Linked DNA regions of Homo sapiens: all the other regions are linked to region 3. Evidence: chromatin loops called from intact Hi-C (ENCODE). Cell type or tissue: HCT116. All regions are shown on one strand. Each heading gives the region's core, and the rest is flanking DNA. Links, peaks and the distances in the headings are about the cores only. Region 1 has its middle 18 kb from the start of LINC02167. Region 2 has its middle 62 kb from the start of LINC02167. Region 3 has its middle 150 kb from the start of LINC02167.

The links. A loop is a pair of places that touch in the nucleus more often than their neighbours do. Peaks named below come from ENCODE experiments on the same cell type or tissue, not always from the same donor. Only the 100,000 strongest peaks of a DNase experiment are listed, where the experiment ranks them.
Region 1: a loop joins it to region 3, with 2.4 times the contacts of the local background. A loop is called at or near these places in 1 of 110 quality-filtered maps.
Region 2: a loop joins it to region 3, with 4 times the contacts of the local background. A loop is called at or near these places in 1 of 110 quality-filtered maps.

Annotation. Positions count from the first base shown.
Region 1 is chr16:35,759,039-35,770,085 of GRCh38, forward strand. No RefSeq gene overlaps it. Among named protein-coding and RNA genes, the nearest start is that of LINC02167, 18 kb to the left of the region's middle. In HCT116, for the core only: no CTCF peak of the experiment used is centred there; no DNase peak of the experiment used is centred there.
Region 2 is chr16:35,802,998-35,814,044 of GRCh38, forward strand. It overlaps the pseudogene HMGN2P41. Among named protein-coding and RNA genes, the nearest start is that of LINC02167, 62 kb to the left of the region's middle. In HCT116, for the core only: a CTCF peak has its summit at 6,235; a DNase peak (open chromatin) is centred at 6,104; H3K27ac peaks cover 1,222 bases.
Region 3 is chr16:35,594,020-35,605,066 of GRCh38, forward strand. No RefSeq gene overlaps it. Among named protein-coding and RNA genes, the nearest start is that of LINC02167, 150 kb to the right of the region's middle. In HCT116, for the core only: no CTCF peak of the experiment used is centred there; a DNase peak (open chromatin) is centred at 5,142; H3K4me3 peaks cover 1,317 bases; H3K27ac peaks cover 927 bases.

The DNA.
Region 1 (11,047 bases), core at 3,651-8,650, 170 kb after region 3:
TTTTCACAGATAACATTTTTCTAGTTTACATCGCAGGATATTTGATTTTTTTCTGTTTGCTTCCATGGTCTCTGGAATGTCCCTTCATAGATTCTACAAAAAAGAGTGTTTTAAACCTGCTGAATCAAAACAAAGGTGTAGCTCTGTGACATTATACCATACATCACTAAGAATTTTAACAGATAAGTTGTTTCTAGTTTTCCTCACAGTATATTCAGTTTTTCACTATAGCCATCAAAGGTCTCTGAAATGTCCCTTCATAATTCTACAAAAAGTGTTTCCAAACTGCTGAATCAAAACAATGGTTTAACTATATGAGATGAATCCACAAATCATAAAGCATTTTAACAGATAGCTTGTTTCTAATTTTTATCATGGGATATTCAGTTTCTCACTATAAGCCTCAATGGGATTTGAAGTGTCCCTTCATAGATTCTACAAAAAGAGGGTTTCCAATCTGCTGAATCAGAACCAATATTTAATTCTGTGGGATGAATCCACACATCACAAAGCATTTTCACAGATAGGTTGTTTCTAGTTTTTATCACGGGATATTTGGTTTTTAACTGTCAAACCCAAGGGTTTTGAAATGTCCTTTTGTAGATTCTACAAGAAGAGTGTTTCCAACCTTTTGAATCAAAACAAAGGCTTAGCTCTGGGAATTGAATGCACACAATTCACAGCATTTTAACAAATAGTTTCTTTCTAGTTTTTATCATGGGATATTTCGTTTTTCAGCATAGGCCTCAATGGTCTCTGAAATGTCCCTTTATGTATTCTCCAAAAAGAATTATGTATTTCCAAACTGCTTGATGAAAACAAAGTTTTACCTCTGCAAGATGAATCCACACATCACAAAGCATTTTCACAGATAGGTTGTTTTTAGTTTTTATCAGAAGATATTCCCTTTTTCACTACAGACCTCCATTGGCTCCGAAATGTCTTTACGTAGATTCTACAAAAAGAGTATTTCCAATCCACTGAACCACAGCAAAAGTTTAATTCGGTGAGATGAATACAAACATCACAAAGCATTTTCAAAGATAGCTTGTTTCCAGTTTTTATTGCAGGATAATTGGATTTTCAATATAGGCCTCTATGGGCTCTGAAATGTCCCTTCATAGATTTCACAAAAAGAGCACTTCCAACCTGCTGAATGAAAATAATCATTTAACTCTGTGAGATGAATCGAGACATCACAAAGCACTTTCACAGAAACCTTATTTCTAATTTTTATTGCAGGATATTAAGTTTTTCACTATAAGCCTCAATGGGCTTTGAAATGCCCCTTTGTAGATTCTACAAAAATAGTATTTCCAAACTGCTAAATCAAAACTAAGGTTTAATTCAGTGAGATGAATACATACATCACAAAGCATTTTCACAGATAGCTTGTTTCTAGTATTTATTGTGGGATGTTTGGATTTTCACTCTAGGCCTCAATGGGCTCTACAATGTTCCTTCATAGATTGTACACAGAGAGTGTTTCCAACCTACTGAATAAAAAGAAAGGTTTAACTCTGTGAGATGAATCCACACAGCGCAAAGCATTTTCACAGATATCTTGTTTCTAGTGATTATCATGGTGTATTCAGTTTTACACCATCAGCTTCAATGGGCTCCAAAATGTCCTTTCATAGATTTTACAAGAAGAGTTTTTCCAACTGGCTGAAGCAAAATAAAATTTGAACTCTGCTGATGAAACCACACATTGCAATGTATTTTCACACATAGCTTTTTTCTCGTTTTTAAGGTGTGATATTTTATTTTTCACTATTGGCCTCAATGTGCTCCCAAATGTCCCTTTGTAAATTCTACAAAAGCAGTGTTTGCAACCTGCTGAATGAAAATCAATATTGAACACTGTGCAATGAATCCACACATTGAAAAGCATTTTCACAGATAGCTTGTTTCTAGTTTTTCAACACGTGATATTCGATTTTTCACTACTGGCCTCAATCAGCTCTGAAATATCCCTTTGCAGATTTTATATAAAGAGTCTTTCCAATAGGGTGAATCAAAACCAACGTTTAGCTCTGTGTGATAAATGCATGCATCCCAAAGCATTTTCAAAGATAGCTTCTTTCTAGTTTTTATCATGAGATATTCTGTTTTTCACTATATGCCTCAAGGGGCTATGAAGTCTTCCTTTGTAGATTCTATAAAAAGATGGTTTCAAACCTGCTGAATCAAAACCTGCTAAATTTAACTCAGTGAGATGAATCCTTACATAACAAAGCAGTTTTATGGATAACGTGTTTGTAGTTTTTATCATGGGATATTTGGTTTTTCTCTATAGGTGTCAATGTGCTCTGAAATGTCCCTTTGCAGATTTTACAAAAACAGTATTTTTATTATGTTGCATAAAAAAACATGTTTAACTCTGTGAGATGAATTCACAGATCACAAAGCATTTTCACAGATAGCTTCTTTCCAGTTTTTATTGCAGGATATTCATTTTTTCTCAAAATGTATAAATGTGCTCTGAAATGTCCCTTTGTAGATTTTACAAAAATAGTATTTTCATTCTACTGAAACAAAACAAAGGTTTCACTCTGTGATATGAATCTACATATTGCTAAGCACTTTCACAGATAGTATGTTTCTAGTTTTTATCATGGAATATTTGGTTTTACAATATAGCTTGCAATGGTTTCAAAAATATCCCTTCATAGATTCCACACAAAGAGTGCTTCTAATCTGCTAAATGAAAATAAGTATTTAACTCTGGGAGATGAATCGACACATTGCAAAGCATTTTCACAGATAGCTTGCTTCTAATTTTTATTGCAGAATATTCGATTTTTCACTACTGGCCACAATGGGCTTAAAATATTCCTTCGTAGATTCTACAAAAAGAGTATTTCCAACATCCTGAATTTAAAAAAAGTTTAGCTCTGCCAATTGAATTCAAACATCACAAAGAAATTTTATAAATAGCTTGTTTCTAGTTTTAAAATGGGAAATTTGGTTTTTCACTATAGGACTCAATGGGGTCCAAAATCTCTTTTCATATATTCTAAAAAAAAAGTGTTTCCAACTTGCTGAATCAAAATAAAGGTTTAACTCTATGTGATGAATCTACACATCACAAAGGCTTTTCACAGATAGGTTGTTTCTAGTATTTATCAGGGATATTCAGTTTTTCACTATAGGCTTCATTAGGCTCTGAAACGTCACTTTGTAGATTCTACAAAAAGACTGTTTTTACCCTGCTGAAACAAAATAAAGGTTTAACTTCATGAGATGAATCCACACATGGCAAAGCATTTTCACAGATAGCTTGTTTCTAGTTTTTATCGTGGGTTTTTTGGTTTTTCACTATTGGCCTCAATTGGCTCTGAAAAGTCCCTTAGTAAATTCTTCAAAAAGAGTGTTTCCATCCTGCTGAATCAAAAGAGAGCTTTAACTTTGTGGGATGAATCCACACATCACGAAGCATTTTCACAGATAGCTTTTACCTAGTTTTTATCATGAGACATTTGGTTTTTCACTATTGGCTTCATTAGGCTCTTAAATGTCACCTCATAGATTTTACAAACAGAGTTTTCCCCTCTTGCTGCATCAAAAAAAAAAAAAAAAGGTTTAACTCTGTGAGATGAATTCACAGATCACAAAGCATTTTCACACACAGCTTCTTTCTAGTTGTAATAGTGGAATATTCAGTTTTTCCCTACAGGCCTCATTGGGCTCCAAAATGTCCCTTCGCAGATTCTAAAAGAAGTGTGATTCCAGTCTGCTGAAACAAAACAAAGGCTTAACTCTGTGAGATGAATCCACACATCGAAAAGCATTTTCACAGATAGCTTGTTTCTAGTTTTTATGTGAGATATTTTGTTTTTAATTATAGACATCAATGGGCTCAGAAATGTCCTTACGTAGATTCAACAAGATTGTTTTCATCCTGCTGGATCAAAACAAAGGTTTAGCTGTGCAAATTGAGTCCACACATCACAAAGCATTTTGTCTAATAGGTTGTTTCTAGTTTTTATTATGGGATATTTGGTTTTTCACTACAGGACTCAAGGGGTCCAAAATGTCTTTTCGTATATCCTACAAATAGAGTGTTTCCAACTTGCTGAATAACAATAATGCTTTAACTCTCTGATGAATCTATACATCACAAGGTGTTTTCACATGTATCTTATTTCTAGTTTTTATCATTGGATATTCAGTTTTTCACTATAGGCTTCATTTGGCTGTGAAATGTTACCTTGTAGATTCTACAAAAAGTGTTTTTAATCTGCTGTACCAAAACAAAGTTTTAACAGTGTGAGATAAATCCACACATCATAAACCATTTTTGAAGATCGTTTGTTTCTAGTTTTTATCACACAGTTATTCAGTTATTCACTATAGGCCTCAATTGACCCTTTTGTAGATTCTTCATAAAAAGTGTTTTCATCCTGCTGAATCAAAACAATGGTTTAACTCTATGAGGTGAATCCACACATCACAAAGTATTTTCACAGATAACTTGTTTCTAGGTTTTATCATGGAATATTTGGTCCCTACATAGTTTTCATAAAAATAGTAATTCCAACCAGATGAATGAAAATAAACATTTAACTCTTTTAGATAAATCTACATTTTGCAAAACATCTTCATAGATAGCTTGCTTCTAGTTTTTTTCACAGGATATTGAGTTGTTCACTATAGGCTTCAATGTGCTCTGAAATATACATTTGTAGATTCTACAAAAAGAGGATTTCCAACCTGGTGAATCAAAACTAAAATTTTACTCCATGAGATGAAAACACATATGACAAAGCATTCTCAGAGACAGCTTGTTTGTTGTTTATATCGCAGGCTATTTGGTTTTTCACTGTAGGCCTCAAGGGGTTCCAAAGTGTCCCTTTGTAGATTCTACAAAAAGAGGGTTTCCACCCTGCTGAATAAAAACCAAGGTGTGACTTTATTAGATGAATCCACACATCACAAAGCATTTTCACAGATAGATTGTTTCTATTTTTTGTCATGGGTTATTCGATTTTTCACTATTGGACTCAATGGGCTCCAAAATATTTCTTTGTAGATTCTACAAAAAGAGCGTTTTTAACCTGCTGAATAGAAACAAATATTTAACTCTGTGAGATGAATGCACACATCCAAACCATTTTGAGAGACAGTTTGTTTCTAGTTTTTGTTGCAGGATATTCAATTTTCACTATAGCCCTTAATGGGCTCTGAGTTGCTCCTTCATATATTCTACAGAAAGAGGGTTTCCACCCTGCTGAATAAAAAGCAAAGACTGGGCACAGTGGCTCATGCCTGTAATCCCAGCATTTTGGGAGGCTGAGGTGGGCAGATCACCTGAAGTCAGGAGTTTGAGACCAGTCTGGCCAACATGGTGAAACACCATCTCCACTTAAAATACAAAAATTAGTAGGGCGTGGTGTCAGACACCTGTAATCCCAGCTACTCAGGAGGCTGAGGCAGGATAATTGCTTGAACTCAGGAGGTGGAGGTTGCAGCAAGCTGACATTGTGCCATTGCACTCCAGCCTGAAGGACAAGAGTAAGGCTTCATCTGGAAAAAAAAAAATGATTTGACTTTATAAAATGAATCCACAGATTGCAAAGCATTTTTACAGATAGATTGTTTCTAGTTTTTATGGCTGGTTATTCAGTTGTTCACTACAAGCCTCAAAGAGATATGAAATGTCTCTTCATAGATTATTAAACAAGAAGGATTCTAACCTGCTGAATGAAAGCCAAGGTTTAACTCTGAAATGAATCCACAGATCAAAAAGCATTTTCACAGATAGCTCGTTTCTAGTTTTTAGTGTGGTATATTTGGGTTTTCACTATAGGTCTCAATGGACTCCAAAATGTCCCATTGTGGATTCTACAAAAAGAGCGATTCCAATTTTCTGAATATAAACTAAGGTTTAACTCTGTCAGATGAATGCACACATCACAAAGCATTTTCACAAATAGGTTGTTTCTAGTTTTTATTGTGGGATATTCAGTTTTTCACTGTCAGTCTCAATAAGCTTTGAAATGTCCCTTCATAGATTCTACAAAAAAAGTATTTACAACCTGCTAAATCAAACAAAAGTTTAGTTCTGCAAATTGAATACACACATAGTGAAGCATTTTGAGAAATAGCTTGTTTCTAGTTTTTATCACAGTATATTTTGTTTCTCGCTATGTGTTTCAAAGAGCTTCGAAATGTCCCTTCATATATTCTACAAAAAGAGTGTTTCCAACTTGCTGAATCAAAATAAAAGTTTAAATCTGTGTGATGAATTTACATATCATGAAGCATTTTCACAGATAGCTTGTTTCTAGTTTTAATCATGGGATATTCTGTTTTTCACTATAGGCCTCAATGGGCTTCACAGTGGCCCTTTGTAAATTCTACAAAAAGAGTGTTTCCAACTTGCTGAATCGAAGCAAAAGTTTACTTCTGTGAGATGAATGCACAAATCACAAAGCAGTTTAACAGATAGCTTGTTTCCAGTTTTTATCACGGAATATTCAGTTTTTCACTGTTGGCCTCAATAAGCTCTGAAATGTCCCTTCATAGATTATACAAAAACAGTGTTTCCAACATGCTGAACCTAAACAGAGGTTTGGCTCAGTGAAATGAATCCACACATTGCAAAGCATTTTCAAAGATAGCTTGTTTATAGTGTTTATCAGGAAATATTTGTTTTTTTTTTTTTTTCACTATAGGCCACAATGGGCTCCAAATGTCCCTTCGTAGATTCTACAAAAAGAGTGTTTCTAACCTGCTGAATCAAAACAAAGGCTTCACTCTGTGAGATGAATTCACAAATCACAATGCATTTTTGCACATAGCTTGTTCCTAGTTTTTTATCGCAGGATATTTGTTTTTTTCCTACAGGCCTCAATGTGCTCCAAAATGTCCCTTCATAGGTTCTACAAAAAGATGGTTTGCAACCTGCTGAATCAAAACTAAGGTTTAATTCCATGAAATGAATCCACACATCACAAAGCATTTTCGTAGCTAGCTTGTTTCTTCTTTTTATCGTGGGATATTCTGTTTTTCATTATGAGCCTCAAGGGGCATTGAAATGTCCTTTTGTAGACACTTAAAAATGTGTTTCCAACCTCTTGAACCAAAACTAAAATTTAACACTTTGAGGTGAGTCCACACATCACAAAGTGCTTTCACAGATAGCTTGTCTTTTGTTTTTATCATGTGATACTCAGTTTTTTTACTATAGGCCTCAATGGGATACACAATGTCTTTTTGTAGATTTTATAAATTTAGAGTTTTCTACCTGCTGAATGAAAACAGAGGTATGACTTCATTAGATTAATCCACACATTTCAAAGGATTTTCATAGATAGCTAGTTTCTAGTTTTTATTGTGGGATAATCTGATTTTCACTGTATGCTCAACATCTTCAAAATGTCACTATAGGCCTCAATGGGCTTCACAATGGCCCTTTGTAAATTCTACAAAAAGAGTATTTTCAGCCTGCTGAATCAAGGCAAAGCTTTACTCTATGAGATGAATCCACACATCACAAAGCATTTTCACAGATAGCTTTTTTCTAGTTTTTGTCATGGGATATTCAGTTTTTCATTATAGGACTCAATGGGCTGTAAAATGTCCCTTTGTAGATTCTACAATAAGAGTTTTTCCAACCTGATGAATCAAAACCAAGTTTTCACTTTGTGAGAAGAATCCACTCATCATATAGCATTTTCACTGATAACCACTTTCCAGTATTTATCATGTGATATTTGGTTTTTCACTATCTGCCTTGATGGGCTCGAAAATGTTTTTTAATAGATTTTACCAAAAGAGTGGTTCAAACCTGCTAAATCAAAACACAGGTTGAACTCTGTAAGATGAATCCACACATTACAAAGCATTTTCACAGACAGCTTGTTCCTAGCTTTATCGCGGGACATTCCGTTTTTAACTATAGGCCTCAATGGGCTCCAAAATTTCCCTCCATAGATTCTACAAATTAGTGTTTACAACCTACTGAACCAAAACAAATGTTTAACTCTGTGAGATGAATTTACAGATTGCAAAGCATTTTCACAGATGGCTTGTTTATAGTTTTTATTGTGAGATATTCAGTTTTTCCTTGTAGTCCTCTATAGGCTCCCAAATGTCTTTTTGTAGATTCTACAAGAAGAGGGTTTCCAACTTGTTGAATCCAAATAGAGGTTAAATTTATGAGGTGAATCCACAGATTACATTTTTTTTTCACAGATATCTTGTTTCTGGTTTTTATTGTGGGCTATTCGGTTTTTTTAAAATTACACTTTAAGTTCTAGGGTACATGTACACAATGTACAGGTTTGTTACATATGGCTTCAATAGGCTTTGGAATGTTACTTTATGTATTCTACAAAAGGAGTGCTTCCAACCTGCTGAATCAAAACAAAGATTTATGTCTGCAAATCAAATCCACACATTGCAAAGCATTTTGACAAATAGCTTGTTTCCAGTTTTTAGCACAGGATATTCATTTTTTCACTATAGGCCTTAATGATCTCCAAAATATAACTTCGTAGTTTCTACAAAGAGAGGTTTTCCAACCTGCTGAATAAAAATAAATGTTTAACTCTGTGAGATCACAAAGCATTTTGGCAGATAGCTTGTTTCTAGTTTTTATCACAGCATATTCAGTTTTTCCCCATAAGCCTCAACAGGCTTCAAAATGTCCCTTTGTAAATTCTACAAGAAAAGTGTTTCTAATCTGCTCAATCAAAACTAAGGTTTAACTCAGTGAGATGAATCCACACATCACAAAGCATTTTCACAGAAAGATTGTTTCTAGTTTTTATTGTGGGATATTCATTTTTTCACTGTTGGCCAGAATGGGCTCCAAAATGTCCCTTCACAGAAGATACAAAAAGTGTTTCCAACTTGCTGAACCAAAGCAAATGTTTAACTCTGTGATATGAATAGACACATCCTAAAACGTTTTCCTGAATAGCTTGTTTCTAGTTTTTATCATGGGACATTTGTTATTTTTCTCTTGTTGCCAATGTGCTCTGAAATGTCCCTTTGTAGATTTTACAAAAAGTGTTTACATCCTGCAGAATCAAAAGAAAGGTTTAACTCTATGAGATGAATCCACAGATTGCAAAGCATTTTCACAGAGGGTGTGTTTAGTTTTTTTGTGGGATATTTCTTTTTTCACAATAGGCCTCAATGTGCGTGAAATGTCCCTTTGTAGATTCTATAAAAGTAGTGTTTTCAACCTACTGAATCAAAAGAAAGCTATAACTCTGTGAGATGAATCCACACATCACAAAGCAGTTTCAAAGATAGCTTCTTTCTAGTTTTTATCCTGGGATATTCAGAGTTTCACGGTAAGCCTCAGTGGGATCCAAAAAGTCCCATTGTAGATTCTACAAAAAAAGTGTTTCCAACCTGCTGAATCAAAAAAAAGTTTAGCAATGCAAATTGAATCCACACATCATGAAGCATTTTGAGAAATAGCTTGTTTCTAGTTTTTATCATGGGATATTTTCTCACTATAGGTTTTAAAGGGCTTCAAAATACCCTTTCATATATACTTCAAAAAGAGAATTTCCACCTTGCTGCATCAAAATAAAAGTTTAACTCTGTGTAATGAATTTACACATTGCAAAGCATTTTCACAGATAGCTTGTTTCTAGTTTTAATTGTGGGATATTCTTTTTTTCACTATAGGCCTCAAAGGACTTCAAAATGTCCCTTCGTAAATTCTACAAAAAGAATGTTTCAAACCTCGTGAATCAAAATAAATGTTTACTTCTGTGAGATGAATGTAACAAATCACATAGCATTTTCACTGATAGCTTATTTCTAGTTTTTATCACAGATAATTGGTTTTTTACTGTTGGTCTCAATGGGCTCCAAAATGTCACTTTGTAGAGTTTACAAAAAAAGTGTTTCCAACCAGCTGATCAGAAATGAAGGTTTAACTCCATGAGATAAGTCCACACATTAAAATGCACTTTCACAGATAGTTTTTTTTTACTGCGTTTATCGAGAAATATTTGTTTTTTCACTATAGGCCACAATGGGCTCTGAAATGTCCCTTCATAGGTTCTACAAAAAGAGTGTTTCTAACCTGCTTAAAGAAAGGGTTTAGTCTGTGAGATGAATTCACACATCGTAATGTATTTTCCCACATAGTTTGTTTATAGTTTTTATCGTGGGATATTCAGTTTTTTTTTACTACAGGTCTCAAGGGGCTCTGAAATGTCCTTTCATAGATTCTACAGAAAGATGGTTTCCAATCTGCTGAATCAAAACTAAGGTTTAACTCCGTGAGATGAACCCACGCATCATAAAGCATTTTCATAGATAGGTTATTTCTTCTTTTTATCATGGGATATTCAGGTTTTTACTAAAGCCTCAAAGGCCTTTGAAATGTCCTTTCATATATTCTACTAAAAGAGTGTTTCCAAACTCCTTAATCAAAATCAAAATTTAACAATTTGAGATGAGTCCACACATTGCAAAGCATTTTCACAGGTAGCTTGTTTCTTGTTTTTATCATGTGATATTTGTTTTATTTTACTATTGGCCTCAATGGGCTTTTGAATGTCCATTCATAGATTCTACAAATAGAGTGTTCCCAACCTGCTGAATCAAAACCAAGGTATGACTTTATTAGATGAATCCACACATCATAAAGCATTTTCACAGATAGCTAGTTTCTAGTTTTTATCCTGAGATATTTAGATTTCTGCTATAAGCTCAATGGGCTCCGAAATGTCCCTTCATAGATTCTACAATAAGAGGGTTACCATTCTGATGAATCAAAACCAAGACTTAACTTTTGAGATGAATCCACTCATCACATAGCATTTTCACAGATAATCTTTTTCTCATTTTGATTGCATGATATTTGGTTTTTCACTATTCACCTCAATGGGCTTTGAAATGTTTTTTCATAGATTCTACACAAAGAGTTGTCCCCCCAAAAAAGGTTGAACTCTCTCAAATGAATCAACACATTGCAAAGCATTTTCACAGCTAGTTTCTAGTTATTTTGCAGGACATTCAGTTTTTAACTATAGGCCTCAATGGGCTCCAAAATGTCCCTTCATAGATT
Region 2 (11,047 bases), core at 3,120-8,119, 210 kb after region 3:
CTTTTCCCTTTTTCCCTTTGGGTACCTTCTCTCCCTTCTTTGCAGGGGCCTTTCTAGGCTTGGGCTGTCTGGCTTTGGAGGAGGAGGTTTAGCAGACAACCTTGCGGATCTTCTCTGTGGTTCATCCTTCACCTTGGCTTTATCTCCCTTAGCATCCCCTTCAGCCTTTCTCTTGGGCATGGTGGCAGTGGCGACAGTGGCGGGAGGTAGGTGCTGGATGCAGGATGCAGCGGCACACGGGCTTTGGTCTGTCGGGGGGTCTTTCTCGCCTCTTCTTTTTCACACTCTAAGCAAGTTTTAAAATGTTAATTGTAAAAAAAATTCTGTGTGTAAACATATTGGCTAAAGTTAAAGAAGTTTCATCCAGTTTTTCTGTAAACTAGACATTAAAATAAATCACAGCAGGTTTTTCTTAAAGCACTAACCTGCTCTTTAGAAAGATTATAAAAGGTGTCTTAGCACAGGCACCACCCCTAGAATTTCCAGTACACCAGCACCAGCCTGGAGACTACGTCCTCATTAAAGGATGGAAAGAAAAAAAAAACTCAAACCAGCCTAAAAAAGACCCTACTATAGGACCAGCAGCCCCAGGCAATGCTGCTTCTGCAGAAGACACACAATATAAAGAAGCAAAAGGTTGAGCCAGAAATTTTAATCCTTTTTAATTCTCCCACTTTGTCTGCAACTGGTACCTGCTACACTCTATTAAGCTCATTTCTTAAGTCCGCCTTTTTTCTGCCCTGTTACTTTAAAAAACACCCCCTTCTCATCTTCTAACAACGTGACTGTTTAACTAAAAAAAATTAACATAATGGAGTTCCTCATTAATGGCATACAATAAACTGAGATGCCAAATAACACTACAGTCACTCTTTGACTGGAAAAGAATGTTGCTAACTGTACACATGATGGTTTTATATTATTTGCTAATTCTAGGATGCAAAGCTGGAATAAGAGCAATGACTGCCACACCTGACAGACCTGTCGCTGAACACATCTGCACTCTCCAATCCAAAAGACCTGATGCAGAAAACAAAAAAGGGGAGATGTGGTGGTTTAGTCAGGCTGGTTGGAAAAAAAAATTAGTTATAATAGCCACAAACCCTCTTGGAAGGCATGAGATTTTGCATAACTTTGGTAATAAATCTGGCTGAAGGCAGCCTAGTCCCCTACATTTCATTAAATAAATTAGAGTAGAAACAAAGAAATGTGAGGAAGTTATCTAACTATCTTGTTTAGTCATGTAGTCCTAAGATTAACTTTTGATCTGCCATGGGTGCTTAATTGCTTTCTACTTGGAAGGTTGGCAATGTCAATTACCCTCTAGTGGTGTTGACTCAAGCCTTTGTCAATTAGTCTTGACTGAATAAATGCGAGTCTCACTGGCTGGTTGGGGCCATGGTCACAACTGTTTACAGCATTCTCCTGGGAGTCTGTAAGCGGTCCGGATGCTCAGTCGAATTGGCAAAACAGAATATCTCTGTGTTAGTGTACTTAATTCTTCCATTGTTGAGTCAGGGTCTGCAGGCAGACCCCTTCAGAGGAGTTACAATTCAAGATAAGATTTGGGTGGGTATACAACCAAACCATGTCACCAGGAAACTGTCCTCTTTTCTTGCACTTGTCATCTGCTGTCAAAAGCTAGCTAGGTCCCAGGCAGCCTGTGCTTAGAACACAAAACTACCACAAGCCACAAGCCTTCTCACTAAGACAGAAACCATGGCTTTTTTTTGTTGAAGGTCTTTCAATTGAATGACTTATTTCACACCCCATTTTAAGTCTTCCCATTATTAACACATATGCAGCCACCTCCTGACAGCCTGTCTCCAGCTTGTGTTGGGCTCTCAGGGGAGCAGAGACCCTTCAGTGAGACTCAGGTCTGTTAGACTAGCCAGGAAGCATTCCTGCCACATGGACGCTGACACAGCACTTCCAAAGGTGTTCTCTAATTACTGGTTTCTCAAGACGGTCAAATAAAATCTGCCTAAAGCCCCTGGAAAACTGTGGGCTTTCACTCTCTTAAGACTCACAATAGTGATTTAAATATTCTGAACTTATTTGACCTTAGAACCCATTCATCAACTGGTATTTATTAATATTTTGAGCAAACTGTGTTCTACAGAATATTTTCTGGAAATCATTGAATTTTTTCATCTGAAATCTCAATTAAAGTTTATGTTCCAGACAATATAAAAGTGAGTAAAATGTGCTTTCTAATTTGTTTGGCCCCAACATCCAGGAGTTTATTCCCTCCACCCAAATTTTCAAAGTAAGAAAAAGTGCTGTTTTTGCCACACAAATTTCCTTGTGCTCATGGCTGAAATGTGCATTCTGCTATCTTTGTCAGTGCCAGGCATCTAAAGGTCTGCCTCTCCTTCTTCCTTACTTACCCAGCTAACTTCTGCCATCTCCTCCTTCAGTCAACACTTCTTTTACAAAGCCTCGCCTTCACCTCCACTTCCCACCACCTAACCTACCTCCTTCCCACACTGGATTGAGTGCACTCCTCTATACTTATCTCCACCATTCAACAAATAAAACTAAAGAGATAGTTTCTTCATCACTTGCTTGGTGTAACGCACTTAAAGCTGCTGAATAAAAACTTGTGAATGAATCTCTACAAGTATGTTGGCTCCTTAAAGGCAATATTATGCTCCTCTTTCTAGCTCTGATTTTATACAAGTAAATAATAGCTGCCTAAGAAATGCATTTGATTGACCAATGCTTATTGTACATATTATATAAACTCCCAGGTTCTAACATGTTATCAAAAGTCAAATATCAACTACTTGATAAACCAATTTATACCTTAATAAAAAATAATTGGGACAGAGAAAGAGGCTCTTCCAGTTTAACAGGTGAATTTTAAATATATGAGAGATATTCTTCCTGAAGACATTACTCCACATTTGTTACCTAATTTATAAGATTTTTACAAGAAAAGGGAGGAGATAGTCACATTTTCAGCCACCACCCTGTGGTTTCGATCTGGATAAGGCTCCCCCGCCCTTGTGCAACAAAAAAGGAGCCCACTTGTGTGTCAAAAGTCCCCACAGGGCTCTATCCTTCAGGCTCAATTGGGTTCCAATAACCTTTAGCATTTCAGCACTCTGGATAGATTTTTTTTTTACATTTTGTAAAAATTAGAACATTCTAATTACTCAAAAATTAACTTCATATTCATCAGCAGTTATTGCTCATTTCTTTCACCACCTTCCCCACCTTTTTTTCTGCCCCTCAAACTCCCCAGCCTAAGGCAATCTATTGCTTATTTCCTAATTATTTCCTTTGTTTTCCTCTGGTGAATTTTTAGAGTTTTGTTAATATTATGAATACTGGCCTTTATTACATATGTGCACATATCCAATAAAATAAGTGGTTCTTGTTTTTTCTTAAAGAAAGTATTTCCAATTACTTTCTCCCATTCTATTTTTTCTCTTTTTTATTCAATTTATTTTACATATTTTTTTGACAGCAGATGACAAGTGCAAGAAAAGAGGACAGTTTCCTGGTGACATGGTTTGGTTGTATACCCACCCAAATCTTATCTTGAATTGTAACTCCTCTGAAGGGGTCTGCCTGCAGACCCTGACTCAACAATGGAAGAATTAAGTACACTAACACAGAGATATTCTGTTTTGCCAATTCGACTGAGCATCCGGACCGCTTACAGACTCCCAGGAGAATGCTGTAAACAGTTGTGACCATGGCCCCAACCAGCCAGTGAGACTCGCATTTATTCAGTCAAGACTAATTGACAAAGGCTTGAGTCAACACCACTAGAGGGTAATTGACATTGCCAACCTTCCAAGTAGAAAGCAATTAAGCACCCATGGCAGATCAAAAGTTAATCTTAGGACTACATGACTAAACAAGATAGTTAGATAACTTCCTCACATTTCTTTGTTTCTACTCTAATTTATTTAATGAAATGTAGGGGACTAGGCTGCCTTCAGCCAGATTTATTACCAAAGTTATGCAAAATCTCATGCCTTCCAAGAGGGTTTGTGGCTATTATAACTAATTTTTTTTTCCAACCAGCCTGACTAAACCACCACATCTCCCCTTTTTTGTTTTCTGCATCAGGTCTTTTGGATTGGAGAGTGCAGATGTGTTCAGCGACAGGTCTGTCAGGTGTGGCAGTCATTGCTCTTATTCCAGCTTTGCATCCTAGAATTAGCAAATAACATAAAACCATCATGTGTACAGTTAGCAACATTCTTTTCCAGTCAAAGAGTGACTGTAGTCTGAGGCTGTGTGTAACCCTTGAGGTCGCCCAAGCTAAGCACTCCAGAACATACAGGGAAATTTGAGGTCTCCTCTTCTATAGGCCCATCCTCATTAATATCTCATCTTAGCTTCAAGTGCCCAGTGTGGTGGATCCAGAACCCAGGATGCCAGAACTTATACTTTTGAGGTTGCCCTAGGGAGGGTCTCAGTCAGGCAGATGCCTAGGAATAAATGGAATTATAAAGTGTGTAACTTTTTTTATTGTCTTTTTTTACTCAGTATAATTTCCTAGAGACGTTAACATTTTTGTGTGTTTCAAAGCTTGTTCTTTCTTATATTGCTCAGTGGTCTCCATGGTATGAATGTGCCACACTCTGTGTAACTGTTTACCCATCCAAAGACATATCTGTTGTTTCCAGTTTTTGGCAATTATAAGCAAAGCTGCTGTGAAAATTCATATATGGATGTTCTATAATTGACTGTGGTGATGGCTGCACAACTGTGCACAAACTAAAATCATTGGATTATATACTTTAAATGGGTACATTATTTGATAAGCGAATTATAGCTAAATAAAATTCTTTAAGCAAAGAAAATGGGCATAAAACATACATAGACATTACACTTAAGATAATATGCAGATGTCATATAAACACAGTAAATGATGTTCAACATAGTTAATCATTAAATAAGTAGGTATTAAAACACAAATGAAACATCAATACACACTCAGCAGAGTGGCTAGGATAAAAATAGTAGTAATGATAAAACCAAATGTAGAGGAGAAGTGGAGACTGGATCATTCATTCTTTGATGATGGGAGTGTTAAATAATACAGCCACTACGGAGAGCAGTTAGGCAGTTTCTAATAAAATTAAATATGCAACTACTCCGTGACCAGCAATTGCAGTCCTGCATATTTCTCAGAGTAACAAAACATTTATTCACACAAAAATCCATATATGAATTTTCACAGCAGCTTTGCTGATAATTGCCAAAAACTGGAAACAACAGATATGTCTTTGGATGGGTAAACAGTTACACAGAGTGTGGCACATTCATACCATGGAGACCCACTGAGCAATATAAGAAAGAACAAGCTTTGAAACACACAAAAATGTTAACGTCTCTAGGAAATTATACTGAGTAAAAAAAGACAATAAAAAAAGTTACACACTTTATAATTCCATTTATTCCTAGGCATCTGCCTGACTGAGACCCTCCCTAGGGCAGCCTCAAAAGTATAATTTCTGGCATCCTGGGTTCTGGGTCCACCACATTGGGCACTTGAAGCTAAGATGAGATATTAATGAGGATGGGCCTATAGAAGAGGAGGTCTCAAATTTCCCTGTATGTTCTGGAGTGCTTAGCTTGGGCGACCTCAAGGGTTACACACAGCCTCAGAAAGAGTATTTTTTTTTTTTTTTTGAGACGGAGTCTTGTTCTGTTGCCCAGGCTGGAGTGCAGTGGCACGATCTTAGCTCACTGCAAGCTCCGCCTCCTGTGTTGACGCCATTCTTCTGTCTCAGCCTCCCGAGTAGCTGGGACGACAGGCGCCCGCCTGGCTTTTTTTTTTTTTTTTTTTTTGGAATTTTAGTGGAGATGGGATTTCACCATGTTAGCCAGCATGGTCTTAATCTCCTGACCTCGTGATCTGCCTGCCTCGGCCTCCCAGAGTGCTGGGATTACAGGCGTGAGCCACCGCGCCCGGCCAGAAAGTGTCTTTTGACCCTAGTGTTTGATCAGTGACTCACTTTACTCTGAGTCATTAAAAAAATGGTTTCTACTTCCTGGAGGTCCCTTGGAGTAGAGACCACCCTGGGGGTTTGAGAGACTGAGAACCTAAGGGAGGCTTCTGAGGTCCTTCAGATTGCCCTCGAGCCTGTGGGTTCCCCTCATTTACTTCCTTCGGCTACGAGAGAGTCAGTTCCCTGAGGACACCAAAAAAGGTGAGAGTTTCGTGTCTGGTTTTCCTCTCTGGGGCTGCAGTGCTAGCTGTGAACACCAGGGGAAGAACTGTGTCTACTGTGCTCAGTTGACAACTGGAGCTAGGGAAGAGATCTTGCCACTCTTTCCTTGACTCCCATCTGTCTTGCACCTCCTATTACTAGCATCCGTCTCCACAATGTGTGCTGCTTGGAGGTGGGTATAAGTCTCCAAGATAATCTCATTTTTTCATTCAGCAACTGTGCCCTGAGCACTCACCCTGTGTAAGGCTGTGTTAGGCCTGGCTGCAGTACTGAAAATGTCAAACATGGTCCCTGTCCCGCAGGAGCTCATGGTCTGAGTGGAGATGGGCAAGTGCACGAAAGCTAATACATGTGAAAGAGAAGAGCAAGCACTACAGCAAAATAAAGCAGTTGCTGTGAGGAGGCTGGGGACCACTAGGTGTGCGGGTCTGAAAGGCCCTGCTGAGGTGACATTTTTGCTGTGACCAGAAAGACAAGAGGAGCCAGCCTGCACACGTCTGAGTCTTCAAAGTGCACACACTCAGTGTCAGAAGAGAATGTGGCCAGAGTATAGGTTGGAAAGGCAGCCAGGGTGGCTGGAGAGAGGTCAGGAGAAAAGGAGGGGAGAGGGGGAGAGAGGGAGAGGTTAGCACCAGGCCACAAGGCCTGGAAGACTGTATTGGGTACCTTATATATCACTGTAAGACAGCATTACCCCAATCTTAGTAGCCTAAAAAAACATTTACTATGTCACAGTTTCTGTGGATTTGGTTCAGGCAGGTTTCAGCTGGGTGTAACTGGCTCAAGATTTCTCAGGTGGCTGGGGCTGTGGTATCAACGGAGGTCCAACTGGGCAGGATCCATTTATGAGACCATTTATAAATTATTGAAATAAATCTGTTTACACCGAGGGTCTAAGTTTTTAATTTTTTTCTAAGGGCTGGGGCCTCTGTCAATTTTTTTGCCACTGAGTTCTCTCCACAGGTCAGCTCAATATATCTGACCTTATTTCCCAATAGTGAGAAATGAGAGATAAAGGGAAGGAGAGGGAAAGGAAGAGGGAGAGACAGAGAATGTAAACATGAACACAACCGGAGAGAGGGAGCTGAACAGAAGTCACATGCTTTTCATTATCCTATTTTGGAAGTTACATCACTAAGCTCAATTAGCAAGTCACTGAATTTAATCTACTTTTGAAGACAGGGGATTGCACAAGGATTTGTAGACAAGGAAGTGGGGATGGCTGAGAGCCACTGTGGGGGCCACTCACCACAGAAGCTGGGATAAAACGCTTAGGCCATATTCTAAATATAATGGGAAGGCATTGGAAGGCTTTATGCCGGAAAGGTGATATCTGAATTTCAGTTAATTTCAACCTTCACATGGTGCATACTAAGATACCATGCTAAGAGGAAAAGTGACTTTCCCAGCATCACAAATCAGAACCCAGAATATGTTATATTCTATGGTAAGTCAAACTTTTTTTGTAATTTTTTCCATCTTTAACTATGTACATTGGCAAATGTGATGCCAGCCCACGGGTTGCATAGGTATTGCAGGTATTTGTAGGTACATACACCTGATGCCATCCCTAGGAAGCAGATGCTAGAATGAGCAGGTTGGGAGACTAGAGAGTTCCTAAGAGGCACAATGACTTGTCCAGAGTCACAGAATTGGAAAGAAGAATCTAGGTCCAAGCCAAGCTCTGCCTCCTCAAAACGAGGCCCTGGCTGCACCCAAGCTTTGCCCAGGGGCTGCAGAATGGGCTGTATTGTTGTGACGGTGTGCAGGTGTAACATGGAATGTGGGTGGATGGTGAGCAGTCAGCAACAGGGAGGGGTTCTTGGGGAAGTCTCATCTGAGGAGGAAGTCCAGGTAAGAGGACCCAAAGAAGTGATCTCACTTGACAATAAACCCCAAGAGAACTTAGAACCCTAGTATCCAAAAAAAACACATTCTAGAGGCAGCCCCCCACTCCCCACCACCCAGCTCACCTGTTCAGTGATATCTGAGATGGCCAAATGTTCTTCTGCAGTATCCTGACTTCCTGCAGCTCAGGCCTTAGAACACCCTAGAGTGTGAGGCTTTTCTGACTCTGCAAATGTTTGCTCAGCCCTTACACCTAACTTCAGGCATTTTCCTGGAAGGACTCTAAAGTAACATGGGGCAGCCCAGGGTAGGCCAAGCTAGACAAAGCTACCACTCTGATCCCACTGGGGCAGCCACACACTGGGTGTGAAGGCAGGGAAGTGGGAGAGTGGGGGCATGAGAAATTGACATACCCTGGACAGGAGGAGATTGTTGGGAAGGTAGAAACCTGGGCTGCCTGTGATGTTCACACCCCAGGTCACGGCTGGCAGGGTGAAAAGTGAGTGCTGGGGTGGTGCCCATCTACCTTGATGTTCATCCAGAGCCCTTGCACTCTGAGCTCATTTCCTCCTGGGTGAAGTCTGAACAGTAGCAGTAGCAATGACAGCCAGGCAAGGTGCTGATGCTTCCAGGAATGGCTACCACTCCCTGTCTTTGCAGAGTTTCATGTGGGAGCTTGGCCAAACATGTTCAACAGGGCCATTTCTCTCTCTTCTGGTCAGCGGCAGATGCATCATGCAGTTACCAAGGGCCAGTGCTGACTCAGGGTGAATGTGGATGAGGGGGTGCTACACAACCAGGGCCTACAGATGGTCAGTGAAGGCCTCCTGTCCAGACACTACCAAGGCATCTCTCAGAGCTCTGACCCAAGGATTTCCCTCTTGAGTGACCTGCAGGCCCAACCTCCAGGGGTCTGGACCTCCTCCCTTCCTCCACCCATGCTGTCTAACCCCAGACTGGGCCAGGAGCAAAATCAGTTTGCACATGTTTGTAGAAATATCTGAGAAAATTCTTTATATTGTTCTTACTTCCTTTCATTACCAGGAGTGTTTGCATTTTGCTAGGGTTTATTCTTTTTACTGCAGTGTCCCTCCCACACATACTCTCACTTATTCCACAATGGCTCCCTAGTATGACTCACACTGGAGATCCAGCCCATTTCTTCTTTCAAGCTGGAGGCTCCTAAGATGTCAAAACACTCAGACACTTGATGGTGACAAGAACACAGAGGGCCCACTGAGAAAGAAAGGGTCACTCCCGGTGAAGAAGTGGGCCCAGCCTCCCTGATACACTCTGCACTCCATGTTAATGTGGTCACCTTCTCCTCAGGGCATCTGTGTGAACCTCATGAAACTCCATCCTACAACCATTGTACTTCCACAGGTGTGCAGTTTCTGCTGAAAAAGAGACTAGCTTTGTGAGGCAGTTATTTTTAACAAATGCCTGGAGTCTCTTTTTTTCATAGTAATCATAATGAGGAAAACATAAATTGAAGAAATTATACCTAAATTAACTGTCACTCTTCTCACTCCTCACTTCTCAACAGACCTAATTCCCAGCCAAGGAAACAGACCCATATGGTGGGTAGAAAGACCTTGGTTTACTCAGACACCTGTATTACAGATTCAGCTTCTCAGCTTGGGAAGTTACAACTATTAATAAGTACCCCACGTAGGCTCAGAAAGAATCACTTCATTTGATCTGGAGACTCCAGGAAGATACACTATGGATAAATCTGAATGCAGATGGAGAAGGTGATTGGAGGTTGATGATTTACACAGGCAGAGCAACATCACTCAATTCCTACATAAGGAGAGAAAGGGTTTAAGGAAAACCAATGGGGAGGTTAGATATCATTATATCTTGTCCTTCAAATGGTGAACAGCCTTGGCTTCTTCCTCTGGTTCCACTTCTCAGCAGGTCTGAGTGGAGTGCGCTGAGCTCAGGAGAAGTAAATTCGACCCTGGAGGCATGGAGAGGTAAGCAGGGCTGACTTCCCTTCTATCCTCTATATAAACATCAGAGATGTTTCAGCTTCTTTGTCCAAAAGAAATTTACCATCCAAAATTTAAATCCACTTAAGGCTAAATATTTTATATTTCAAAAACCTTATAAGTTGGAGAAACTGGTATTTTAGAAGTGAAATGAGATCAGTATGTTGAAGAGATATCTGCACATCCCTGTTTATTGCAACATTATTCTCAATAGCCAAGTCATGTAATCAATCTCAGTGTCCATCAGCGGATGAATGAAGAAAATATGTTATATATAAGTAAGGAAATATTATTTTGCCATGAAAAAGGAAATCGTGTCATTTGAGACAATGTGGGTGAACCTGGAAGACATGAAGTTAATGAAAATAAACCAGACACAGAAAGACAAATACTGCATGATCTCATTTAGATGTGGAATCTAAAAGGTCAACTTCATAGAAACAGAGAGTATAATGGTGGTTACTAGAGGCTGGAGAGGATGTGGAGGATTGAGGAGATGTTGGTCAGATACAATATTTCACTTGGACAAGCACGATAAATTCCAGAGATCTATTTTACAACATGTTGAGTATAGGTAATAAGAAAGCATTGTATACTTGAAAAGCCATAAAGCTAAAACAGAATGAATATTAAGACTTCTCACCAAACATGCACATACACACAAATAAACAGTGAGTTAATGGATATGTTAACTAGCTTGATTTAGCCAATCCCAAAATCACGTATACTTCAAAAAAAAATGATATTGTACACCCTAAATATATACAATTTTTATTTGTTAATTAGAAATAAATAAAACAACTTTTATAAAGGAGAAATTTAAAAACAAAGCTGTTAGAAATTATTAGTTACTGATATTAAAAATTAAATGGAAGAATGGAAACATCAAAGAAATTTTTCAAAGCGAGTGTATGCAAAGAGGGCTGCATACCATCTCCCAGATGAATGGCGACAGAAATGGAAATGAAATTGGGTTCAAGTGAAGTCCAAGTGTAACGGCACACT
Region 3 (11,047 bases), core at 3,225-8,224:
AGGCATGTGTGGTCAACTGCTTGTTGACTAGGCAGCTGTGATTCTGAGGGTGAGCTTTTGCTTCTGGGGCTATCTAGATTGGAACTATGTTTATCCTCCTTATGTGATGTTATCCCCCAGCTGGCTAACATGGACTTTCTCTCATGGAGATGGTAGCGTTCTTAAAAAAAAAAAAAAAAAAAAAAAAAAAAGAAGCATTCAAGACCTTTTGAACCTAGGCCTGAAACTAGCACTCTTATCATGTTCACAGGCTTCTAATGGCCTGTGAAAATAAGGTCAGCCAAATTTAAGGTTTTGTAAACAGATTCTGGATCTTGATGGGAACAGCTGTAAAAGCACCTGGAAATGGACATGAATACAAAATAAATGTCAGAAATTGCTTCCATTTTTGCAACCATTATCACTTTGTCTTTTGCCTTTATAGAATTCTTCCAAGTCAAAGAACTTGTCCAAAGACCCACAACTGCTAATTGGTGAAGCTAAGACTCAGTATCATCTCTGTCTTACTTTATAGCTCATGTACCTTCATGATCACACCACTCAATTAGCTGGCCTAGACCTTTTTAGTCGTGAAGAGTGACACTTCTACAATACAAGCTAGATTCCTTCTAGATATGGGCCCATATAGTACTGTTTAACATTGAACTGGATGTGGTGGCTCATGCCTGTAATCCCAGCACTTTGGGAGGCTGAGGTGGGCAGATCAAGATATCAGGAGTTCAAGACCAGCCTGACCAACATGGTGAAACTCTGTCTTTACTAGAAAAACAAAAATTAGCTGAGCATGGTGGCACGAGCCTGTAATCCCAGCTACTGAGGAGGATGAGGCATGAGAATCACTTGAACCTGGAAGAAAGAGTGTTTGAAATTCTTGTTCCCCAGTGCCATAAAGAAATAGCACTTGAACATAAATTTAATTTATTTAGTAAGGTCATTTTTACTTCCTGCAGAAAGGGTACACTTGTCAGCAGTTTTACCACGAGAGTACACTTAACAAAGGAGACAGGGTCATTTATAACCTGACGCATCCACCCTACTGCAGTGTCCAGTTTCCATTGGCTGGAATGGAAACTCACATTCTGTATTTGTCCCGATTGGCTAGCAACTTAGAACTTTTTAAAAGAGGCAAAGGCAGAGGAGAACAAAGGAAGGAGAAGTAAGTTGTGGAATGCTGAGAAAGGTAAAAACACTTTTAAATAAGGAAGAGGAACAGGCTATGACCTAATGCTTGCTTGGACCAGTATAAGCATGCCAGGGCAGATATTCAGGCTAAAATGTGGGAGCTAAGAACATAAAGTACATTGATTTCTTTATTATGGCTAGCAGATATTTAAGAATGTTAGCACTGGTCTTTGAATAAATTTTGCTTCTAAGAGAAGTTACTATTTATTCCTAACTAGATGGGGAGGAAAGTCTTTAAAGAGGAAACTCTACTTTACTTTTTACAATATTCCTTCTCTTTTTATTTCATAATTCATCTTCAAACTTGTTTAATATGTTTTGACTTAATTACTTTTTTTGTCCTTCTAAGATAAGTAATTTTTTTTGAACTAGGTGGTGGAGAGTTAGGAGTTAACTCTGTAAGAGTGGCAGAGACAAGTTTTTATATAAAACTTTGAAGGTAGGGAATAACATAACAGTCTACAAGAATAAGTACACCAATAACAATAGTGAACAAGGTGAGAATTGAAGGTAAAATTCCTTTTTATTCACTGAACTAATGTTTTAATATTTTAGAAAAGGGGTTATTTATTTTAGAATTTTTGGCAAGTTTATCGGATAGGGCTGTTAACCTTTGTAGCTCTTTTGTTATAGTTCTATCAGGGTCAGTATTATCAGGAACATAGGTACAATATTGAGTTTTGTATAAAACATTTAATTTATTGGTATTTGTGGGGAATTAGACACATTACTACTGTGTTACAACTGAGCCATTAATTTTGTAGCTTCATCAACATTAACTGGTTTGCTTTCATGACACTGCTGAGGAATCAATTCTTTCGGCAGAGGTTCCAATATTGAGTTTCAATTATGACACAAATATCTCCCTTTTCTGCTAATAGTATATTGAAAGCTATTTTATTTTTCTAGGCCTTCTGGCCAGTAGATTCTAATTGCTTAGCTATCTCTTTGATGGCATCCTCAGTGTAATTTATGAATTGTTGTTAATGGTAAGAGATAGAGTTTATTTAGCCTACTTTTTTTTATAGTTACTTACCCAAATAATGTGGTTTTGAATTCTGCAAAATCAAATCTATTTGATTTTGTGCTTTAATCTTATCTGGCATTTCTCACAGGACCTTAATAGCATTTATGTAAACCTGAGGATTAAAGGATTCATAAGGAGTTTTTGTTGGCCTGCAAGTGTTTTGTTTTTACCTTTTTAGATTGATGAAATGCTAGGGTAAAGGGGATAGCCAATTGGATTAGAGCACAAGTACTGCTCCAATTATTTGGCAGAATATACAGTAAAGGTCTTGTACAGTACCACCATACATTTGTTTGGGGATGGCTAAGCATGGACTGATGGGCAAGATCTTGGGAAGGCTTGAGCTCCTTGCATCCTTTAATGCTTCCAAGGAACACTAAATTTTCCTCCTGCTGTGAGAGGCATGAAGTAAACTTGGCATTTAGAAGTGCAAGCTGGACTGACCTAGGCGGCTGACACACAGGGTGTTGTATTTCAGGAAATAGCAGAGAGAGCTCAGTATGTTGGATTATCTCAAGCAGTGGGATTTTGAAAAAGAGCCACCATAGAGTCCCATAGAGTCCATATCTGGTTGACGAGGAGATTATCCGAGTGGAAAGGGGATAATCTGGGCTGCTTGCCTACCGTGCATACAAGCATAGTAATCGCTTTTATTTAAAGTGTGAATGGATTTAGTCCATTTCAGCCAGGCATTTATTTGTATCTTGATATTTTGTCTTGATGGCTAAGGTCTATTTTAGATCTCTTATTTTTATAATATACACCCTAGTTTTATTAGATGTAGGAGCAACCAGTGTGGGATCTAGATCTGAGGCTACTGAAGAAGGGGAAGATGGGGGAATAATGCATATTTTAAAAATACCTGGGGGGTATTTTTTATTTATGTCAATCCTTATACCATAGAATCAACTAAAGGCAGGTCTAGAGTTAGTTAAGGTGGAGGTGCTGATAAAGAGGACAGGGTTATATTGATAAGGCTGACAGTTAGAAGGGGTACTCCTTTTAGTGAAACAGATGAGGGGTTTTAGATCTGCACAAACCTTTTAGTGGACGTCCAATTTTGCTCCTGGGTAGTTTGAAGGATGTAGTCCCGTTTACTACAAGGTTGCCAGGTGGTAGGAGCCGAAAATCGACCTCTTGGCTGCAGGTCATTATAACGAATGTGTGCTAGGGGTAACTGTGTCAATTAGAGGGCTGGGACATAAATATTTGTGTGAAAAGCGTAGCCATTTTTGATCATTTACATTTCCCCAAGGTATGACAGAGCAAGTATTAAAGGCAATAGTCTGAGGTGAGTCAGACTTAGTTACATTAATAACAAAGGAGATAACAACAGAATAAGGAAAGGAAAGGAAGCAATATAGAAGGTATATGAAAGTTAATCTTTCTTTAACATTCACTTAGTAGGGCTTGATCTTAGTACAGTAACCCATGATTCTGAGAGGAAGATGTTTTCCTGACTTGAGTATGGTGGATCTATTTTCTTTTTTCTGGGCTGTGCAGACAGCAGTATTAGTGGTTAACAGCATAAAATAGGGTTCTTCCGAGGCTGGCTTGAGTTTTTTCTTTCTATCTTTTGATGAAGACGTCATTTTCAGGCTGGTGCTGGTGTACTGGAAATTCTAGGTGTGGTACCTGTGCTAAAAGACTTTTAGTTTCGAGGGAAGGGAAAGTGAAGATAAATTAAGTATATAATTTCTGCTGCATATCCTGGGGCTTGAGGCCTCATGGTAACGACTCCTGCTCCATTCCTGCTTAGCGCCAGCCAGGGGATGCTGCAACTCTGCCCCCTCTTAATGTCTTGGCCTTCTTGTGGCCTTCACCGACCCTGCAAACTGTAAACTTAAGGATGAGGGGCCTTGTGACTTACCTGGCTGCCTTTGGGCCTTAAGAAAGCTAAACACCATTTTATATTTGACAATGTTGTTTGTATGATTTTATACTAGATAAGTTAAATTTTATCTTTATATTAATGTGCTATTAATGTTAAACTTAATTATAATAAAATCTTGCAGATGTTATTTATCCAATTTTAATGTCTGACTATAAGGTAAGACTTTTATAGACTCTTTTTAACTTTCTATAATTTTTGGTAAAGAGCAGGCTAATGCTTCAAGAAAAATACATTGTGCTTTAATTTTAATGTTCAGTTCACAGAAAAACTGAATGATACCCTTTTTAACTTTAGCCAATATGTTTACACACAGAATTTCTTTTACAATTAACATTTTAAAACTTGCTTAAACTTATAAAACAAATTTTTTAAATCTTCAGTGTAGGTAAAAATTGGTATTTTTATTCCTCCTTATAATCCTGTTATTAAGAGTATATTTTTCTTACATACCTTGTACATAAACTATTTTTAAAATAATTTTACATTCAGGAGGCCTAATTAATTTTAAATTATACAATATTTCTTGTATAAATTCCCTTTTATAGCTTTTCTTATGACTTTCATAGAGAATCTTCAACATGTCTTAACTATCTGCCTTCCTTTTACACTATTTCTTTTCCTGGTTTCACCCTCTGTGTCTTCCTTTGATTTCTGTCTCTTCCAGTTTCTCTCTTTTTCTTTCCCTCTATTTCTCTCTCTCTCATTTGCACTCTATTTTCCTCTCTCTTTGTCGTCCTGTTTCCCTTTCTTCTCCCAAGTTCTCCTGCTCCTGCCACAAGTGGGGCTGGGCCACAACACGGCCCCGCCCCCGTATACCTGCTGCCTTCTCTTTCTCCTTTTGTTTTTCTTTTCAATTCCCCTTTTTACTTTTTTTCCTTTCTTCTTACACTTAGTTTCTCGGGCTGGGTGGGATTTGTGCGGCTGCGTTCTGGGCCCTGGGCAGTCACTCGCCTAGAGGCTTGGCAGATGCCTGCTGCAAATTGCAAGAATTATGCCTTTTCACTTCCTCTCTCTCTCTCCTGGTGCCAGCCCCACCCTCTTTCTCACATAGAGCCAGGCTGGGAAGAGGGACTTAACCCTTGGTGTGCCTGTCTGGCTGTTTGGCTCTGTGCTTGCTGTTTTTGCTTTCTTTCTCTCTGACTTCGTCTCCTAGTTTCTTTTTCTTTCCTGCTGGTCTTTCCTTTATCTCTGCCAGCCACCTATGCTGCTGTTTTTCCCTTCCTTCTCCTTCCTTAGGGGAGGGACAGGCAGGAGTGGAGCTACTCTTTCTTTCCCCAAGAAGAAAGGAAAAGCGGTTCTGAATATCTTACTACTGGAGGTTTGTGCGAGGTTCAAGCCCCCACCATGGGGATTTCTCACCTCTTTCTGAGGTTCAACCCCCCTCATGGGGATTTCTCATCTCTTTCTGGGGTTCAACAGCCCCCATGGGGATTTCTCACCTCTTCTGGAAGTCCAACCCCTGCATGGGGATTTCTCACCTCTTTCTGAGGTTCAACTCCCCCCTGGGAATTTCTCACCTCCTTTTGAGGTTCAATCCCCCACTCATGGGGATTTCTCACCCTTTCTGAGGTTCAACCCCCCTTATGGGGTTTCTTACCTATTTTTAACCTTCAAGACATCCCAACTAAGGGATACTTTACTGTCCCTGTGGTTTTTCTCTCCTTGGTATGTCCTAACCAAGGAATGCTTTACTGTCCTGTGGCTTTTCCCTTAGTCCCAACCACCAAGGAAATACTTTACTGGCTCCCACGGCTTCTTCTTCCTTGGTCTGTGCACAGAGTCATCCCACAGTATGTGAGGATCCTTTGAGCTAGGTTGCTGGCCAGTTTCTTTCTTTCTTTCTTTTTTTCTGCATTGCTGAGAGTCCAGGTTTATTCATCACACTGGGTGGGTCTCAATTTCTCAACCACGAGGACTCCTGCGATGAGGTAGGGAAGCGTGCTCCGTCATGAGAGAGAACTGGAGACTTCCCCTGGAGGAGAATGTATTGACATATGGATTGCCACCAAATTGTTTGAAATGCTTGTTCCCCAGTGCCATAAAGAAATAGCACTTGAACATAAATTTAATTTATTTAGTAAGGCCATTTTTACCTCCTGCAGAAAGGGTACACTGACTAGCAGTTTTGCCATGAGAGCACACTGAACAAAGGAGACCGGGTCATGTATAACCTGATGCGTCCACCCTACTGCTGTGTCCAGTTTCCATTGGCTGGAATGGAAACTCACATTCTGCATTTGTCCCAATTGGCTAGCAACTTAGAACTTTTTAAAAGAGGCAAAGGCAGAGGAGGACAAAGGAAGGAGAAGTAACTTGTGGGATGCCAAGAAAGGTAAACACACTTTTAAATAAGGAAGAGGAACAGGCTATGACCTGGTGCTTGCTTGGACCAGTATAAGCATGCCAGGGCAAATATTTAGGCTAAATTCTGGGAGTTAAGAACATAAAGTACATTGATTTCTTTATTATGGCTAGCAGATATTTAAAAATGTTAGCACTGGTATTTGAATAAATTTTGCTTCTAAGAGAAGTTACTATTTATTCCTAACTAGACGGGGAGGAAAGTCTTTGAAGAGGAAACTCTACTTTACTTTTTACACGGAGGTTGCAGTGAGCCGAGATTTTGCCACTGCACTCCAGCCTGGGTGACAGAGCAAGACTCCATAAAAAAAAAATAAAAAAAAAAACATTGAGAAAGTATTTCCCCTTGAAAATTGCAGAAGTGGGCACTCCAGCCTGGGTGACAGAGCAAGACTCCGTCTCAAAAAAAAAAAAAAAAAAAAAAAGAAAGTATTTCCCCTTAAAAATTGCAGAAGAGGGCCAGGTGCGGTGGCTCACACTTATAATCCCAGCACTCTGGGAGGCCAAGGCGGGCAGATCATTTGAGGTCAGGAGTTTGAGACCAGCCTGGCAGAAACATGATGAAACCCCATCTCTACTAAAAATACAAAAAATTAACCAGTTGTGGTGGCATGTGCTTGTGATTCCAGCTACTCAGGAGGCTGAGGTGGGAGAATGGCTGGAACACAGGAGGCAGAGGTTGCAGTGAGCTGATATTGCACCATTGCACTCCAGCCTGGGAGACAGAGCAAGACTCTGTCTCAAAAAAAAATAATAATTGCACAAGCACAAGGCATCTCACACCTGTAATCATGGCACATTGGGAGTCTGAGACAAGGGAATCACTTGATATGAGGAGTTCAAGACTAACCTGTGCAACATGGTGAGACCCTGTTCCACAAAACAACAACAACAACAACAACAACAAATCAGCTGGGCATGGTGGCACATACCTGTAATCCCAGGTTCTCAAGTGCCTGAGGCTGAAAGATTGCTTGAGTTTTGGAGGATGAGGCTGCAGTGGGCTGGGATCAGTCATATTATTGTGCTTTAGCCTGGGTGATAGAGTGAAACTCTGTCTCCAAAAAATTTGCAGAAGCATTTTGGAAACACAAAAACAAAACTAAAAAAAAAGCTAAAGAAACCAAATTTAGCAGAGTTTAATTGAGCAAAGAATAATCTGCCAATTGAGCAGCTTGTGAATCACGAGTAGACTCAAAGAGACTCCAGCATGGCCACATGTTGGAAGATGTATGGACAGAAAAAGCAAGGTGACATACAGAAACTGGGAGTGAGGCACAGAAACAGCCAGATTGATGACAGCTCAGATTTTTAAAATTTGAATATAGTTTGAAGAGTTGACCCCATTTGATTGGCAAAAATTTAATGATTAGCACAAGAACATTTATAGACTGTTTACACGTCCAGTTAGGTTTTAGATTACCATGTACAAAAAACCCTATTGACAGAAATTAAACATAAAATGAGGTAGCTTTAGGCTAAACTTAATTTAACAGTTTCCCTATTTTGATCATCCTAAAGTATCCAAGTTTGAGATATGCCAAAATTTTAGATATTGGTATCACAGTATCACCATGATAAATGTACTTATTTCATCTCAAATTCCACTGGGAAATAGAACTTTGGATTTGGTAAAATAGGAACAAGAACTTCAGGTTGTTATTTTTTAATAAAAATTAGAGTAAAAAAGATCTTTTTATGTTAAAATCTGCTGTTTACAAAAGAAAAACAAAACCAGGTTGTTTTTAGAATCTACCTATTTTCTCAAATTCTCAGTTTGATTATGTCACATTTAGCATGAGTGATTCCATTTTTGTTTTGTTTTGTCTCATCTGTTGTACACTGTTCCTAGTGTACAAGTTCAGTCCAAAACAATAGACTCCAATAATTTTATTTAAACATTATTTTACTGCAGGTGCAGTGGCTTATGCCTATAATCCCAGCACTTTGGGAGGCCAAGGTGGGCAGATCACTTGAGTTCAGGAGTTCAAGACTAGCCTGGCCAATGTGGTGAAATCTCATCTCTAGTAAAAATAGAAAAATTAGCCTTGTGTGGTGGTGCATGCCTGTAATCCCAACTGCTGGGGAGGCTGAGGCAGGAAAATTGCTTGAACCTGGGGGGCAGAGGTTACAGTGTGCAGAGATCGTGCCACTGCACTCCAGCCAGGGTGATAGAGCAAGACTCCTTCTCAAAAAAAAAAAAAATACTTTCGGTTAAGTTCTCACTTAGATGAGAGTGTGACCAAAACTCAAATCACTACTGCCAATCACAGTTATTATTTTGGGTTTCTATACTTATCATGCCATTTATAGGTTATAGTGTTCATATAGTCTTTGAGGGTTTTTTGTTGTTTGTTTGTTTTTTGAGATGGAGTTTTGCTCTTGTTGCCCAGGCTGGAGTGCAATGGCACCATCTCAGCTCATTGTAAACTCCTCCTCGTGGGTTCAAGCTGTTTTACTGCATCAGCCTCCTGAGTAGCTGGGATTATAGGCAGGCACCACCATGCCTGAATAATTTTGTATTTTTAATAGAGATGGGGTTTCTCCATGTTGTTCAGGCTGGTCTTGAACTCCCGATCTCAGGTGATCTGCCCTTCTCGGCCTCCTAAAGTGCTGGGATTACAGGTGTGAGCAACTGAACCTGGCCTTTGTTTTGAGTTTTTGTCATTTCAGTTAAGAACAATTTGGCATTCTAGAGACTGCTGTATGTATGCACACATTTATAACTTTTGAGATAATATATTGCACCAGGAAGACCATTATTTTCACTATCAGGAAGTTAATATCAATAGAGTTTGGAGTATGCTTTTTCTTTTTCTGTTTTTTTTTTTTTTTTGACAGAGTTATGCTCCATTGCCCAGGCTGGAGTGCAGTGGTGCAATCTTGACCCACTGCAAACTCTGCCCCCTGGGTTCAAGCAATTCTCCTGCCTCAGCCTTCCCAGTAGCTGAGATTACAGGTGCACACCACCAGGCCTGGTTAATTTTTTTTTTTGTATTTTTAGTACAGACAGCATTTCACCATGTTGGCCAGGCTGGTCTCGTCGAACTCCTGACCTCAAGTGATCCACCCACCTCAGCCTCCCGAAGTGCTGGGATTACAGACGTGAGCCACCGAGCCTGGCTGTAGTATGCTTTTTAACCAGGGTCCCCATGAACAAAACCACATAAAATAAAGTAGATCAAAATAATTATCCAGATAAATGATTTACTCATTTCAATCAAGCAGTCTGTTCATTAATCTCCTATGACTAAATAGCATTAATATCTGATGTATTACAAGTGTTAGCAACTAAACAGATACTTCTGTTTATCCAATAAATAATCTAGAGAGGCCAAGCATGATGTCTCACACCTGTAATCCCAGCACTTTGGAAGGCCAAGGCGGGCAGATCACCTGAGTTCAGGAGTTCAAGACCAGCCTGGCCAACATGGTGAAACCCTGTCTCTACTAAAAATACAAAAATTAGCCAGACCAGACATTGTGGCTGGTGCCTGTAACCCCAGCTACTTGGGAGGCTGAGGCAGGAGAATTGCTTGAACCCAGGAGGCGGAGGTTGCAGTGAGTCAAGACCATGCCATTGCACTCCAGCCTGGGCAACAACAGCAGAACTTGGTCTCATAATAATAACCATTATTATTATAAATAATAACCATTATTATTATTATAAATAATAACCTAGAGAAATTTGATTTTTTCGCATAACTTTAATAAGAAAATTTAAATTCTATTTTGTATCCATACCCTTTACTGCAAAATCTGCTATAGAGACTATTATGGTAGATAAATTTCTAATTATTGTCTAATTTACTCTAAACCACGGGAAAAGAAACCTAACAAATAGTGCCCATTCAGAAAAGTCAAGGCCTCCTGACAATGCAGTTTAAAAAATTCTCTTTAGCTTATAAGGTCGTTTAAGAACAATGAACCAATGTTCTGTTTCTTATATTATGAAGCAACAAATATCCCATTAAAATTTCTCATCCAAATTGTTCTTTTATCTTTCATCTATCAAAACATAAGTTTATCCATATATAAGATTGGCTGCAAAAACCTCTAAATATACAAGTATACCCCTGGAGTGAACACAAGATAACCATTTTTATTTCTATTTTTATAGAGCCATAAGCAAGAATATAACTGTGAGCTAAGAGTGTCATAGAAACAGAGATATATTGATGTTTTATATAGTGAAAAAAAGCTGTCTACATCAAGATTACCATCTCCTTCTGAGGAGAAACTTTCCTGGTTGGCTTTGCCTTAAGTTCTCCAATGGCTATAAAATTTCAAAAGTTTGGAGGCACCCTTCTGAGTTGAGAAATTATAACCCAAGATTCAAGGTCCTGAAGTCTTTCTGCAGGGTGGATGGCAAGAGGGGAATCAATCAATGGTTTCTATTAAAAATAAAGTTTAATTGTCTTCAGTCAGTGGACCATCAAAAGCTTTTTTACCTCGTAAAAATGAGCTTTGGAATAAAGCATTAAAGGCTTGCTGCATTTATTCATATCTGATTTTGGTACCAGAAGATACATGAGGTTCTATTATTAGATTCATAGGCCTTCCAATTACAATTTTATAATGGT